Regions from separate parts of the Homo sapiens genome. Here region 2 is linked to region 1. Evidence: chromatin contacts called from ENCODE Hi-C or POLR2A ChIA-PET data. All regions are on one chromosome and are shown on one strand. The core of a region is the stretch at or near the end of the contact, and the rest is flanking DNA. Distances in the headings are between cores, read along the strand shown. Region 1 overlaps LINC-PINT (long intergenic non-protein coding RNA, p53 induced transcript). Region 2 overlaps LINC-PINT (long intergenic non-protein coding RNA, p53 induced transcript).

Region 1 (4,009 bases), core at 703-3,202:
AGATCCAGACCATCCTGGCTAACACAGTGAAACCCCGTCTCTACTAAAAATACAAAAAAAAAAAAAAAAAAATTAGCCGGGTGTGGTGGCGGGCGCCTGTAGTCCCAGCTACTTGGGAGGCTGAGGCAGGAGAATGGCGTGAACCCGGGAGGCGGAGCTTGCAGTGAGCCGAGATCGCGCCACTGCACTGCAGCCTGGGCGACAGAGCAAGACTCCGTCTCAAAAAAACCAAAAAAAAAAAAAAAAAAATGCGGAAACCAAGGCAGGGCAAGGAAGTGTTATGGTGCTTACTTCATTGTTTTTTGTTGTTGTTGTTTTTTGGTTTTTTTTTGTATAGAGATGTAGTCTCACTCTGTCACCCAGGCTGGAGTGCAATGGCGTGATCTCGGCTCACTGCAACCTTCGCCTCCTGGGTTCAAGCGATTCTCATGCCTCAGCCTCCCGAGTAGCTGGGAACACAGGTGCCCGCTACTGTGCCCGGCTGATTTTTTTATTTTTATTATAGACAGGGTTTCACCATGTTGGCCAGGCTAGTCTCAAACTCCTGACCTCAAGTGATTCGCCCACCTTGGCCTCCCAAAGTGCTGAGATACCTCATTGTATTTTATTGTGTGTGTTTATGTGTTTCTGTAATAAAAGAGTGCCCCTTAACAGAGAAGGTCTTACTCAAGAATATTGTGTTTTTCCCTGCCCCTATTATAGACTGGTATGTCTGCAATTCAACTGCTGAATATTTGATTTTTTTCTTTGTCCATGAAATGAAAACACAATACCCTTGACAAGAACAATAGTACATTACATTGTTTTGATAAAATATCATTGTTTTCTCTATATTCAAGAGTGGAAAATATATGTAATTTTTTATAAAGGGTATTATACAGTGGCACAAGCACTAAACTAAGCAACTCTGGGTTCTAGTCTCTACTTGGCCACTTTTAAACTAGTGTTAATTTAACTCTAAAGTTGTACATGCACACAACCCGCATATTCCAAGAGCTTGTTAGGTACAAGGCTTGTTACAAAGACCAGCAGTCTCCCCGCTGTCACTCCTGCCCCATCCCTTGCTCTCTGAGCTCAACTCTTAGAGCGGATTGTTCTGCTTGTTTACCTCCAGCTCTCTAAACAGGCATTGCTCTATCCTCTTCTTACTTTTTCAGTGTTAGGCATTACCTTTGACCTCTCATGATAAAGGAGAATTTATCTTTTTTTTTTTTTTTTTTTTTTTTGAGATGGAGTCTTGCTCTGTACCCCAGGCTGGAGTGCAGTGGCGCCATCTCGGCTCACTGCAAGCTCCGCCTTCCAGGTTCATGCCATTCTCCTACGTCAGCCTCCCGAGTAGCTGAGATTACAGGTGCCCGCCACCGCGCCGGCTAATTTTTTTTGTATTTTTAGTAGAGACGGGGTTTCACCGTGTTAGCCAGGACGGTCTCGATCCCCTGACCTCGTGATCTGCCCGCCTCGGCCTCCCAAAGTGCTGGGATTACAGGCGTGAGGCACCGCCCCGGCCAGGAGAATTTATCTTATGCACCCCCACCCCATGTGCATAGCCCTTTTCTTTTCATTATAATTACATTTTGAATAATTCAGCATTTACATTGTTAGGACTTTGAAAACATTATTCCCAGCTGAGTTATATAATCTATGGTTGCCTTTTCTTTCCAGCACAACTTTTTGTTTTCCCTGGTGTTAATAATTCTTTTCTTTTCTTTTTTTTTTTTTTTTTTTTTTTGGAGGAGGGCTTTGTTTGTTTGCTTAGATTTTATGTACTTTTCCCGTGTTCATCCCTAAACTCTTCCCCCGGTGTAATCTACTTGTGTCGAAAGTGTTAGGGTGCTCTGAAACAGCGTTGTCAGCCTGCAGGCAGCCATCCTCTCTGGCTGTGTTGTCTTTTCTCGAGTTAGCTGGAACTCTCTGCTGCCTCCCAGAGGGACGGTGAGACTTAGAGTCTGGCTGAACGTGAAGCCCTATTTGTTTGTGACTAAGACTGCTTGTCAGCAAGAACTGTCAAGAATGAGTCTTCTGACAGGCAGAAGCACTAATTAGCTTTTACCGTGACCAGTCATGAAGAAGCAGAGTAGGTAAGTAAAGGTGCCAGGGGTGAAATGAAGACCACATGGTATATAAGATATGTGCAAACAATAGTTAAAACAGAAAGAATTGTTTTTCTTTCTTTCTTTTTTTAAAAATACCTTTTTAAAAATAATGGAGATGGGTGGGGGGGGGGGTTGGGAGGAGGGTCTTGCTATGTTCCCCACGCTGGTCTCGAACTCCTAGCCCCAAGCGATCCTCTCACTTCAGCCTCCCAAAGTGCTGCGATTATAGGCATGAGCCACTGCACCCAGCTGAGAAGGAATCTGTGAATTGCTTCTCATTGATTGTTACAGGAAATGATGTTGGAGACATGAATGATCTAATTAATGACTCTTAGCTTTGTATATATTTTGTTTACCTCAATCATAGATTTGGTCTGGTTGTGAATCATGTCTAAGATGTTACTTTTGGGGTCGTCATTATTACATACATGGGAGAAAAACTAGAGGGCAGAAGGAGTCTCTACTATTTTCATTAATAGAACAATTTGCTACAGAACTGTTTTAAGTATTAAATACACAAAAGCTGCCATTCTAGATAGCTAGCAGTAGGAGGCCACAGAGATCATGATTCTGGTGGAATCAGATTGAGTCCTGCAGATTTCCTATTGGAATTGGAAAAGAAACCAAGGGTAAGTAGTCTAGTTGAAATGCTGTAAACCCTTCTTAAAATTCAGGATCAGATAAACTAGATTAAAAATGCCATCCTGTTTTTCATAATGCAGTAACAAATGAATCTAAAATGTGCAACACCACTTTCTTATATGCTTGTGACATTCTTAGTAAATAAAACAAGCAGAGTAGGTATACTGATGTATAACCACCACTTTTTTCCATTGCACTTCTGATTTTTAGTTCTTGAGTCCCCAGTCCAGGCCCTGATTACTTTATGTCCAGATGACTTTCATAGCCTTCTAATGACGCTTTATATCTTGTACTCCTCCACTTCATTCTATGTATTGAAAGCAAGAGTTTTCATCAGAAATGGTTTCGTCACACGTGTCCTATGATAAGCAACCTTTAGTAGTCTCCTGTCAAATAGTATTTCAAGTCCAAGCCTCTCCATTCATTCATTCACTCATTCATTCTAGACATACATATCGGGTGCCTTTACCTGGGCTAAACCTTGGCTCTCAAGACAGACACTCGGGTATGCCCCCAAGAGCTTTATATTTGCATGTGCATTTTCTCAGTGTTCTGCAGTCTCTGTTACGGCTGAGTAAACTTACCTTGTCTCCCCTAAATTTTTACCTTTGTGCCTTTAAACATAAAGCAGCGTCTGTCATTTTATAATTCTCTTCTTTCAGAACTGCCTCTGGTTATTAAAAACCTGATCTACCTCTATTACTCTATGATCTTTCAGCTTTGTGTTATTTAATTTACACCATATTAATTTCATTTATTTCTAGTTTTTCTCTATTAAAATTCTATGTGTGTGCTGTTGCTTAAGTACAAGGTGGTCTTTTATTTCTTTACATTTCCTGTTAATGCCAAATAGCGTAAATTCCTTCTAAACAAAGGAAATATTACTTTAATGACTACAGCACATCCCATGGGTCGCTTTCCCTGTAACCTTCCAGTGCCCTCTTCTTTTCTAGCAGAACCTCCACTTTGCTTAAGAATCCACTCTTCTCTGTATACCCATATGCTCTGGGGAAGCTAGGCTCAGGCCCCAGTCACAGCCCACGGCTGTCAGGAAGGTTCTGTTCTTGCCAGTTGATAGGTTTGAGCATGAACATGTGACCCAGTTCTGTCCCTTGAGACATAAAGAGAAGCCTGGTGGAGGCTTCCAGAAAGGTTTGCCATCCTGGTGAAAAAGAGTTGGATGAGAAGTTCTGCCCACTGTGGGCCAAGCTCCAGCTGTCTTGCAGCCATGAAGGGAGCTAGCCCAAGCATCATCGCCACATGGAGCGGGGCAG
Region 2 (3,887 bases), core at 92-2,591, 87 kb after region 1:
CCAAACAAACTTCTTTGAAATTCTTGAAGACGTAGTTCCAGGGGAGCATAGCATAGCTTCCAGGTGGCTACTGAAATGGCTGACAGTTACTAAAGATGGTGAGGATAGAGTTAAAAGCAGCAGCACTCCCATTTTCTGATGATGGCAGGTGATAACCTTGGAATAAGAAGCTCCAAACTATCATGCCTGCTTAGGCACTAACTTCCTGTAATTGTAATAAAATTGTTGGCATTGCTGAGACCTACTGACACCTTCAGCAAACGTTAGTAAGGGGCATATTACGTGTCCAGTCCTCTGCTTGGTGATGGGATTTGACATTGAATGGGTTATCTTTCTCCTCACTCCACTCCCATCTCTCTGGATCTTCACCAATTCCTGCCCAGATAGATGCTGTATGTCCTGCTATCCGCCTCGTCCCCAGCCTTGCTGTCTCTCCTGCCAGCTCCCCTTCAGCCCCTCAGCATCCCTTTATTCAGGGTGGGAAAAGATGCCAGAGATGGGGCTGAGAGTTGCATCTGGTAGTTAGACTTTTCTCTCATGGAGTTTATGTTGCATCTTCCTCGGCCCTGACTTCTGCTTCATAATTTACATAGTTTATTTTAAATATGATGATGTATGTTTTACCATGTCTTCCTTCGGGGATTTTGGGATATTACCTTTGACAGTTATGTTTCTGTTTTGGAGGTCTTGCAGCTGGCATTATTAGCTTGAGGGAGAGGTGGGGCACTGGGGGTGCACTGAATATCTCCATGGCTTTCAGACCTTTTTATTAGAACCCCCAGGAGGAAATACCTGTTACCTTAGGGCCCAGCACACATATTTGTACATGTGGGTATGTGGTTTCCTGAAGCTTACTTTATGCAAGCTGGGATAGAGTTTTTTAATTCTATCACTTTTTCTTTTCCCTTTTTCTCTCTTTTTATTGTTCATCATAACCAGCAAAGTGGATTTCTTAACCTGCTAGTCAGTCGGTTGTCCTTTGACAAGCTTGCAGTATTTCAGTGCTATGGTAGGGACGCATGGTTTCTTGCCCTTCTCCCTGTATTCTTCAGTAACTTCTACAGCATTTTTTTACCCCTAAAAATGCCTCAAACCTGCCTTAACTTTATTCTTTATGGGCCGAGCTCTCTCCTTCCTTTTGTAATAAGCTTCTGTTTCTATTTTCTCACCTACTGTTCCCTTCTCAACTTTCTGTCTGAACTTGAACATTCTTCTCCTCCTGATCAATACCTAAGAATGCTTTTGTTTACCGTTTCGAATAAGATCAATCCTTCTGTGCTGTTAGATACCTGGTTATCTCTTGGTTGGTGCCATGGGTTGTAGAGAGACATCTGCTGGCCCAAGTGTAGTGTTGCATTGTTTTTCTGTGCTGAATCACCTTGTCATTTTTTAGTACCTTAAACTTTCATAGTGTGCAAGTGAGCTTGTATATTGGAATGTGTTGAAGTCATCTACCTAATCTCTTCAAGCATTTTTAGCATTTAGCTCAACATCTAATTAATTGAAATGTAGTCATACATTATAACCCAGTTTAAGGAGCTGCAATCTAGTAGGGGAAAAGGATTTCATGGTAAAACCTGAGTCCTCACCTTCATGTATTTTTTAATGAGACTGAAAAATGACAGTTAAATAAAGGTTCAGATCCATTTAAAACTTTTGGAAATGATAATTCACTCTTCCAAGATAAATGAGAACTGAATTTTTTTATTTGTATAAATTTGAAAGGTACAAGTGCAGTTTTGTTACATGGATATATTGTGTAGTAGTGAAGCCTGAGCTTTTAGTGTAACCATCACCTGAATAGTGTACATTGTACCCATTAAATAATTTCTCATGCCTTACCCGCCTCCCACTGTCTCACCCTTCCAAGTCTCCAGTGATTGTTATTCCACACTGTTATGTCCACGTGCACACATATTTAGCTCCACTTATCATTGAGAACATGTAGTATTTGACTACTCACTTCTGAATTTTTTCACTTAAAATAATGACCTCTAGTTCCATCTATGTTGCAGTAGAAGACATTATTTCATTTTTTATGTCTGAGTAGTAGTCCATTGTATATATCACCACATTTTCTTCATCCAGTCATCAGTTGATGGACACTTAGGTGGATTCCATAACTTTGCTCTAGTGAATAGTGCTGTGATAAACATACGAGTGCAGGTATCTTTTTATATAATGATTTGATTTTGGGGTGATATATACCCAGTAGTGGGATGGCTGTATCAAATGGTAGCAGAACTTAATTTTTAACTGGTGTAGGTTTGCAGCTTGGTTTCTTATGTGAGAGGTATGGTTGGTGCTAGCTATAAAGCTAGTGCTGGAAAAAGACAAAATCTGAAATCTATTGCTTCTTTACTTTGAAACTCTAGTTAGATTATCACAGTGATTCTGTACCATCCTTGTCTTAGCAAAATTCTCACTGATTTCAGATGCAAGTTTATAAAGGAATTGCAATTATGTACATACATCTAAGATTTCTCCATAAATATGACAAATTTTAAAGATTATAATTGCAAAATTGTTCTTTTAAACAAAACTAAACCAACATTGACCTATCTTTGAGGGCTGTTTCTAAAGCTAACAGGCAATAAACAAGATATTGTATCCCAATTTCCTGCTTTGAAAAGATCTCATTGGAGTAGTTGGTAGTTGTAGAAGTTTCTAAATGTTTTGTTATTGAAGCCAAGTTGAAGTTGCTCATTTGATTCTTTGACTATGTCCTGATTTCAATTATGATTAACGAAGCCTTTCTGTATCCTTAAATATAACAGATTCACCAAAAATTTAGTCGAATATTAGTATTGTAGATTAACATTTTCCTATATTTTACAATTACTTTTAATTATTTACAGTTATTTTTAAAGCACATAGCACAATTCGGATTACTTTGTTTTGTGGTATCCAGAGTTTGAAAGGATTGTGAGAAGATAATAAAGCAGACTTGAAGGCTGGTGGATGCCGCAGTGTATCTGTCAAAATTATTTGAAAAAGTCACTCTCTAGGATTTCATTTTGATTTCTTTTTTAATTTTCTAAGATTATTTTTAATGATCCATAATGTGTTTTTTTCATTAGATAAATAGAACCCACACAATAATAAAAATTTTCTGATGTTTTCTTCTTAGCCTTACATTAGAGGACATGAATCCTGCTTTGGACATCTGTTCCTCAAATACATTCATTCTTCTTTGACTCACCATTTACTTTGAAGGATAATTAAACCAGTCCAGTATTTTTTTTTTTTTTTTTTGAGATGGAGTCTCGCACTGTCACCTGGGCTGGAGTGCAATGGTGCAATCTTGGCTCACTGCAATCTTCACTTCCCGGGTTCAAGCAATTCTCCTGCCTCAGCCTCCCGAGTAGCTGGCATTACAGGTGCCCGCCACCACACCCAGTTAATTTTTTGTATTTTTAGTAGAGACGGGGTTTCACCATCTTGGCCAGGCTGGTCTCGAACTCCTGACCTCGTGATCCGCCCACCTCAGCTTCCAAAGTGCTAAGATTACAGGCGTGAACCACTACACCTGGCCAACCAGTCCAGTATTCTATGGTCTTGTGCATTTATAGCATTTGGGTTAGGAAACAATTAGTGCATCATCTCTTCCTAGAAAAGGGTCTAGAAAGGCCCGAGGCGATGCAGTAGTACTTTCCTGGCAGTCACATCATTTCGAAGCAGCTGAAAGCCAGTCCTAGGAAAATGACCAAGGGGTTAGACTAGTAGGTGATCTAGAGCCCTCTATAAATTGAGGAAAAACAAAAAAGAGAATAACCATAGACAGCTAATTAAAAATCCTGTCTCGGAAAAACTAAATAAGCAGCTGCTGTATAAGAGCCACAAAGACGTACTCTTTCTGCCTTTCCCAAGGTAGCAACGTGCTATGT

What was found. A loop is a pair of places that touch in the nucleus more often than their neighbours do. ChIA-PET counts read pairs that join two places held with the same protein, here RNA polymerase II (POLR2A). Pooled maps may share reads with other maps.
Region 2: a loop to region 1 is called in a pooled map, with 4 times the contacts of the local background. The contact joins two enhancer-like sites. A Hi-C loop is called at or near these places in 8 of 50 pooled maps. POLR2A ChIA-PET finds 5 or more read pairs at or near these places in 7 of 52 experiments (A673, B cell, OCI-LY7 and 4 more).

The regions. Positions count from the first base shown.
Region 1 is chr7:131,067,319-131,071,327 of GRCh38, reverse strand. The region is part of intron 2 of LINC-PINT (long intergenic non-protein coding RNA, p53 induced transcript); the gene reads left to right. Among named protein-coding and RNA genes, the nearest start is that of LINC-PINT, 41 kb to the left of the region's middle. RefSeq lists a cis regulatory region at 1,275 and an enhancer at 1,203-1,347. Within about 2 kb of position 1,952, at least 21 of the 41 ENCODE cell types and tissues checked have a DNase peak (open chromatin) inside an H3K27ac peak, as active enhancers do; they include B cell, where a contact is called at or near this core.
Region 2 is chr7:130,979,790-130,983,676 of GRCh38, reverse strand. The region is part of intron 4 of LINC-PINT (long intergenic non-protein coding RNA, p53 induced transcript); the gene reads left to right. Among named protein-coding and RNA genes, the nearest start is that of LINC00513, 68 kb to the right of the region's middle. Within about 2 kb of position 1,341, at least 6 of the 41 ENCODE cell types and tissues checked have a DNase peak (open chromatin) inside an H3K27ac peak, as active enhancers do; they include B cell, where a contact is called at or near this core.